Regions from separate parts of the Homo sapiens genome. Here region 1 is linked to region 2. Evidence: read pairs that join two places in POLR2A ChIA-PET (ENCODE). Cell type or tissue: CD4-positive, alpha-beta T cell. All regions are shown on one strand.

Region 1 (4,000 bases), 310 kb after region 2:
TCTAATGTGTGTGTGTTTTTTTCTTTTGTAGAGATGAGGTCTTGCTATGCTGCCCAGGCTGTTCTTGAACATCGGAGCTCAAGCAATCCTCCTGCCTCAGCCTCCCAAAGTGCTGGGATTACAGGCGTGAGCCACTGCACCCAGCCTAATGTGTTTTATATAGGTTATAAACACATTTCTATGTATTTTAATTTACATAAATGATATACGGTATTTTTTTTTGTTTGCTTTGTTTCGTCTTTTTTTTTTGAGAGAGAGAGTCTCTGTCACTCAGGCTGGACCTCCCAGGCTCAAGCAATCCTCTTGCCTCAACCTCTGGAATAGATGGAACCACCGGCGTGCACCACCACATCCAGCTAATTTTTTTTAGTTTTTCATAGAGATGGGGTCTCCCTAGGTTGCCCAGGTTTGTTTGTTCTATTTCTTACTTCTTTACTCTTCAGCATTATGTTTTTGTTTTTGAGACAGAGTCTTGCTCTGACACTCAGGCTAGAATGCAGTGGCATGATCACAGCTCATTGCAGCTTCAACCTCCTAGGTTCAAGGGACCGTCCCACCTCAGCCTCTCCAGTAGCTGGGACTACTGGAAAGAATATCCTTGTATGACTGTCCTTCAGGCCTGTGCAAGAATTTCCCTGGCATATGCACAATATATCCAGAGATAATTGAGTCAGAGGTATATACTAACTTTTTTCACCGAATTCTGTCAGAATGCTTTCTAGAATACCTGAATCAGTTTACCCTACTTTCCCATATACTTGCCAAACTGAGATGTAGCATTCTTTATCATTTTTGCCAATCTGATGAATGTCAAACGGTATAATATCTTTGCTTTAATTTTTGTTTGCTTTCTAGTGAGGCTGATTATGTCTTCATTATTTGTTAGCCCTTTGGACTTCTCTTGCTTCAGATTGCCTAGTCATATCTTTTTCCTATTTTTCTGTTGAGTTTCCAATATTTTCTTGCTGATTTGCTGGAGTTATTTATATTCTAGTTTTGATGCCCTGAAGGTTTTAGCCATTGCTATTATCTTTTCCAACTCAGTCACCTGTCTCATAAGTTTGTACTTCATTGAACACAAATCTTTAAATTATATGCAGTCACATTCAATTTTTTTTCTTTTTCTTTTTCTATTTATTTATTTATTTATTTGAGACAGAGTTTTACTCTTGTCACCCTGGCTGGGGTGCAGTGTACAATTTCAGCTCACTGCAACCTCCGCTTCCCAGGTTCAAGCAATTCTTCTGCCTCAGCCTCCTGAGTATATGGGGTTACAGGCATGCGCCACCATGCCTGGTTAATTTTGTATTTTTCGTAGAGACAGGTTTCACCATGTTGGTCAGACTGGTCTCGAACTCCTGACCTCAGGTGATCTGCCCGCCTCGAGTTCCCAAAGTGCTGGGATTACAGGCATGAGCCACCTCGCCCAGCCCCTCATTTTTTTTTTTTTAATCTCATGTTGGTATTTTGGATCTTGCTCAAGTTTTCCTCCTGATTCACAAACATTGTCCCCTGCATTTTCTATTAATATTATTTTAGTAGATAGTAGAATCCATTTTGAGTCCCCTTTACACACGATAAAAAGAGAGTTCAAGCTTGATTTTTCTCTGTAAAACTGTAAGCCAGGTTTATCATGCCACCTAAGAAACAATCCATCCTTTTGTTATTGTTTTGTGGTGCTACCTTTATCAAATATCAAGGCTCGCTCCTGTAATACCAACGCTTTGGGAGGCTGAGGCAGGAGGATCACTGGAGGTCAGGAGTTCAAGACCAGACTGGGCAAAATAGCAGGACGCCCGTCTCTAGAAACAAACAACCAACCAAACAACCAAAACAAATGTTTTAATTTAATCACACTTGTTTCTCTCAGGAATAAAACAATTATTAATCATATCATGCATGTCAGAATGTCTTCAGATCTGTATCAAGCCCCTAGAATGCTTGCCTACTTAAGTCCTTTACACATGGATTATTTATTTATTTATTTATTTATTTTCGAGACAGAGTTTCACTCTTGTCCCTCAGGCTGGAGTGCAATGGTGAGATCTTGGTTCACTGCAACCTCTGCCTCCCGGGTTCAAGCAATTCTCCTGCCTCAGCCTCGAGAGTAGCTAGGATTACAGGTGCACGCCACCACGCCCAGCTAATTTTTGTATTTTTAGTAGAGACGGGGTTTCACCATGTTGGCCAAGCTGGTCTTGAACTCCTGACCTCAGGTGATCTGCCGGCCTCAGCCTCCCAAAGTGCTGGGATTACAGGCGTCAGCCGCCACACCCGGCCCTTTTCACATGGATTTTTCAGGCTTGGGGGTTTCTTCCTTGCCCATTCTTCAGACCGTACGATACAAGTGCCCAGAATATGGGGGACCTTTATCAGGTACCCTAGTTATTGTATGGAGTTGGTTGACAAGCCTCATTTTGCAGGAACTTGTGTCTACTCTTCCATTCGCTAGATCTGAATTCTTAGTATGCCTCATTTTCCATGAACTGGATTATTTCAGGTTTTTGGTCTCCAGCCTAAAACTGCTGTTACTGCTGATACTTGCTCTCCAAATGTTAATCCCCTCCCTAGGAAGCTCCACATCCCTCCCAGTTTGTCTTCTCTCTGAGGTCCCTGTTAAATTTCTCTCACTCTATCTGCCTGTGCAAAAATGAGATAAAAATGAAATTTTCAACCATAATGTCCATCAAAGGAGGGTAGAGCCTGGTAAATAAAAGCCTTTTTGTTCTACTGAACATTTGGATGTGTTTGGATATGCAAAACGGGGGCCAGATCTTAGCCTGGAAGTAGACAGCAGTGAGAACTGCTGTGTTCTGTGTAAAGAATAAGAATTTGCATTTGGGGGCTGCAGTTCAGGAAGGAGAGGGTACTGAAATGATACAAGACCCAGGAGAGAAGAGAAACAATCTAGCCAGGGTGTTACTAAATACCTATATGAGTCAGAAGCCAATAGAAAAATTCCCTGGGGCCGGGTACGGTGGCTCACGCCTGTAATCCCAGTACTTTAGGAGGCCGAGGCGGGCGGATCACGAGGTCAGGAGATGGAGACCATCCTGGCTAACACGGTGAAACCCCATCTCTACTAAAAAATACAAAAAATTAGCCAGGCGAGGTGGCGGGTGCCTGTAGTCCCAGCTACTCGGGAGGCTGAGGCAGGAGAATGGCGTGAACCTGTGAGATTCCGCCACTGCACTCCAGCCTGGGTGACAGAGCGAGACTCCGTCTCGAAAAAAAAAAAAAAAAAAAAAGAAAAGAAAAGAAAAAGAAAAATTCCTTGGAAAAGAACTTTTAAGAAGTATCTAGTATTTGGCTGGGAGCGGTGGCTCATGCCTGTAATCCCAGAACTTTGGGAGGCCGAGGCAGGCAGATCACCTGAGATCAGGAGTTCAAGACCAGCCTGGCCAACATGGGGAAACCCTACAGACTAAAAATACAAAAATTAACTGGGCGTGGTGGTACGCGCCTGTAGTTGCAGCTACTCAGGAAGCTGAGGCAGGAGAATCGCTTGAAGTCGGGAGGCAGAAGTTGCAGTGAGCTGAGATCGCACCACCGCATTCCAGCCTGGGTGACAGGACAAGACTCTGTCTCAAAAAAAAAAGAAGTATCTAGTATTCAAGTGGAAGGGTTCATGTTGTTGAGCTGTGAATACCCATACCTCATTCATTTTCACTCCCAAAATTTTCATCAAAGTCTGATAAAAAACAAAAATGTACTGGGTGCAGTGGCTCACACCTGTTAAATCCCCAAACTTTGGGAGGCTGAGGTGGGAGGATCACTTGAGGCCAGGAGTTGAAGACCAGCTTGGGCAACATGATGAGACCTTGTCTCTAGAAAAAAAAATGTTAAAAAATTAGCTGAGCATGATGGCATGTGTCTGTGGTAGCAGCTACTTGGGAGGCTGAGGTGGGAGGATCAATTGAGCCTAAGAAGTTGAGGCTGCAGTGAGCCATGATCTTGCCACTGCACTCCAGCCTGGGCAACAGAGCAAGAACCTGTCTCA
Region 2 (4,000 bases):
AGTGGAGGCAGGGTCCAGGGACCAAGCTGGGACACGATTTCTGGCTCTGGCCAGAGAGAGAGCCACGCAGAGCTCTCTGCCTCGTATTGCCCCCACTGGCCAATCCTTGAATCTCAGCGCTTAGGACAAAATAAAAAAGCCTTTGTAATTTGACAGGTAACCACAGAGTGTTAGGAAGTGGGTCAGGAGGCCCCAAGAAGGATTTACATCAGAGCTGGGACAAGACAGTCTGGGGTCACAAATCTGGGAGCTGTGGCTTTTGTACTTCAGTAGCTCCATGTAGTTTCAGAGGTTCACAGATTGGGAAGTGTTCTCATGGCAAAATGAATTCCATCCACTGTGGTCCTGAATGTGGTTTTGGAACTACATGTTTCCATTTCAGAGACCATGCACTGTAGTGATTAAGAACCTGGGCCTTGCTGGGTGCCGTGGCTCACGCCCGTAATCCCAGTACTTTGGGAGGCTGAGGCGGGTGGATCACCTGAAGTCAGGAGTTCGAGACCAGCCAGGCCAACATGGTGAAACCCCGTCTCTACTAAAAATACAAAAATTAGCCGGGCTTGGTGGTGTGTGCCTGTAATCCCAGCTTCTTGGGAGGCTGAGGCAGGAGAATCACTTGAAACTGGAAGGCAGAGGTTGCAGTGAGCTGAGATCGCGCCACTGCTCTCCAGCCTGGGTGACATGACGAAAACTCCATCTCAAAAAAAAAAAAGAACCTGGGCCCTAGGAATTAGACCTGTTAGCTACTTGGACCCCAGGGAAGTCACTTCTCTGAACCTTGAATTTCTTGTCTCTAAAATGGGGTCGTTGGTGGTATAATGAAGCACCATTCTTGATCCAGAAAAGTATTCAGTTAATACTAACTGTAGATAATACTCTTGCAAGTAACTGTCTATGCTCACTACTTAAACCTTTAACCTTTTAGAATGAGGTTAAGAGCCTCCCCCAAGGTTGCTGTGCTACTTATCACTAGGTTAGCAAAGGCGGTTTGTGTAGATAATACATCATCTTGATAACAATACATTTTCCCCTGTTATTTTGAAATGATTTACTAGAAAAATAGAAAATGGCAACTTTCAAAATTCTGTGATATGGGATAAAGCATCTCCTCAGGGTTCTTATCTCTGTGACCTAATGCAGGTTTCTTGGTCTTCTTTTCTCATCTGTGAAAAGAAAAGGTTGGTTTACATAATCTCTCAGTTCCATTCAAGCTCTAGCAACTCTCCAAAAATTTAACTTGGAAATTACTTCTTGTGGCTAAATTTAGCTGTAATTATTGAAACAACAATTAGTTTTTTGAACTTAGAAACTCTTGGAATTTTAAACCTGGGTAACAACTATAAAGAGAAATGCAAATGAAAAGCAACAAAAGCTTAGAAAAAAGAAATCATGTTTGTCAAGCAACATTAAGTGATGAGAAAATCTGTTTTTTAAAAAGCGTAATAACTGCTAGGAGAATATTATTTTGCAAATTGGAGAAAATAAATTAGGTCAAAGTCATTAGCATGTTTGTGTTTAGCAAATACTACCTTAGGGGGCAGTTTTTAAAGTAACTTTAATTTTTTGACAACTTTGCTATTAAAAGCTATCTTTTTCTTCTTAATGTTAATTGTATAAAGAAGGGACATTTTTGGATATAACCTCTAAAAAAGCTTCTTCTTTGACTTCTTCTTGTGTTTATTTATAAAGACCTTTTTGTAAATAAACATGTATGCATCTTTTTTTTTTAAGTTAAAAATGCATCGCTTGGTAACAATCATATTGCTTCCTAATTGTGAAAATTTACATTTAATTATATTTTGGGGGTTTTTTCATGTAATTTGGATAGAGTTGACAGCTACTAGAAAATGCAACTGCATTTCACTATTCTATTATTTTGGGCTCAAGTTCTAAAAAATTATGACTTTCAAATAGACTTGGAATAAGACTGTTTAACTGATTTAATCATTGTAATTGCACCAACTTGAATCGTATTCACAGAAACCACCTTGCCTATTGCTGTTTTTCTTCTTTTTTTTTTTTTCCTCTTTTTTCTGAGACAGGGTCTCACTCCTTCACCCAGGCTGAAGTGCAGTGACATGATCATGACTCACTGCAGCGTCAACCTTAGCGGGCTCAGTGTATCCTTTCACTTCAGCCTCCTGCGTAGCTGGGACCACAGGTGCATGCCACTGTGCCCGGCAAATTTTTTTTTTTTTTTTTTTGTAGTGACAGAGTTTCGCCATGTTGCCTAAGCCGGTCTCCAACTCCTGGGCTCAAGCAGTCCACCCGCCTTGGCCTCCCAGAATGCCAGGCTTACAGGTGTGAGCCACCATGCCGAGCCCGCATTGCTGTTTTTTATACACTGAACTGAAACTGTTCATAATTCATTGCAGAGCACACGGACATTCAGCAGTAATTATTTTTTGTCTTGGATTCCTGGTAGTAAAGAATGCTTGATCCTTCCTGCTTCTGCCCCAACCCATGCTAGTTCTTACTGTTGTGATCAGTTATTAGATATTTATTTGGGGCACTTACTCTGTGCTGCTAGCACGTGATTTCCAGATAAGGCTGTGATCAGGAATAGAGCAAAGTCTTGAATCTTGGTCACCTCAGCACCATTCTCTAGGTAGTTGTGACTGATGGTGATAACTGGCTGTAGGTTTTGTTACCAGTAAATAAGGCAGCTAAGCTGTCATCTGCACAATGCAAACTGAAATCATCCTGCAGTTTTTTAAGTGGATAGTAGGACATTCCCTCCATTGCAAGATGATTTGCTAGGAGAGTTTTAAATAGTGCTGAAGACACACGAGAACAAAGCCTTCCCTTTTTGAGCTCAGGTCCAAAAAAGCAGTTTTGGCATTAAAGAGAAAAGGTTTATGCTCAAGAACTTCTTGCTTTTTCTTCTCCCTCTTACTTCTTGGACTAAGTGTTGGTGATAAGATACAAAACCGTTGGTGTCTGAAGTACCTCTGAATCCAGCAGCCTTCTAAAGAAATGTTATCAGAATTATATTGTGTAATATAATGCTTTCTTCTTGTTGAGGATGCCCCAGAATACCGATAGATGTCACAGATTTTGCAGATTATAATTGTGAATTTAAAATTTAAAATGTCATATATTTTAATTACTAAAAACAAATTAGTAGACATTTCTTATCTGAGTAGAAGATACTGTTGGCCATAACCTAATCCAAAATGAAATTTTTTTTCCCCAAGTTCCGTCTCTGTTTCTTGTTTTACTTTCCCTCTCTCTTTCTTAAACACATACATATACTACCTACCCCACCCCCATGCATATACAGGTCTTTCTAAATTACTGCCTTTTCACTCCACATGACCAAGTTGTTTTGGGACTTGGTGTTCCAGGTTCAGTAAGCCTCTTACACTGGGTTCTGTGCTATAGAAAAGTTGCTATAGTGCTGGTACACACACATTTTCCTGTAAATTTCTCAGTTCTTTATTTAAAAATAAATATTTTATAAATCATTTATTGAGCATTGATAGGGTTTGTGTGTGTAATCAGATGCTGTCCTTCTGCTTTATACTTTGGATTACCTGTACTGTACTTTTTACACCTAGTCTGACTTCCTGTCCTTATACTATTGGGTTACTTCTGCCCCAGCTGTATCATTTTGTGTGTATTTAGAGCACATGAGCTAAATCTTATATTGGTTAAAGAGTTTAAAAATCTGTCACAAAATTTTGCCCAAAGACAGAAAATTTTATGTTGTCATTTACTGTTTTTTTTTTAAATACCTAGTCTAGGATTGATTTTTTTTTTTTGTAATGCACTATGAGAGATTGCCTACATTAAAAGCATTGGTAACAGCACGTAAATGTTTTGTAAGAAGTTTCTGCGTAAGGAATATAATATATTTAAAATGTTAATTCATTCCCATATGCTTAAGTAGTCATGTGTGTCAGATCTTTTCAAGTACAGTGTTCTTGCATTAAAATAGCCTAGAAATTTTATTTCTGCATTCCAGTTCTGTCTTCTATAACTTTTTTTTAACCCGTGA

What was found. ChIA-PET counts read pairs that join two places held together with the same protein. Peaks named below come from ENCODE experiments on the same cell type or tissue, not always from the same donor. Only the 100,000 strongest peaks of a DNase experiment are listed, where the experiment ranks them.
Region 1: POLR2A ChIA-PET joins it to region 2 with 6 read pairs; 2 of 35 experiments call an interaction of 5 or more read pairs at or near these places.

Annotation. Positions count from the first base shown.
Region 1 is chr5:57,132,881-57,136,880 of GRCh38, forward strand. No RefSeq gene overlaps it. Among named protein-coding and RNA genes, the nearest start is that of GPBP1, 39 kb to the right of the region's middle. In CD4-positive, alpha-beta T cell, no CTCF peak of the experiment used is centred here; no DNase peak of the experiment used is centred here; H3K27me3 peaks cover 2 bases.
Region 2 is chr5:56,827,165-56,831,164 of GRCh38, forward strand. The region is part of intron 1 of MAP3K1 (mitogen-activated protein kinase kinase kinase 1); the gene reads left to right. Among named protein-coding and RNA genes, the nearest start is that of MAP3K1, 14 kb to the left of the region's middle. In CD4-positive, alpha-beta T cell, CTCF peaks have their summits at 89 and 290; DNase peaks (open chromatin) are centred at 127 and 2,117; H3K4me3 peaks cover 1,255 bases; H3K27ac peaks cover 993 bases.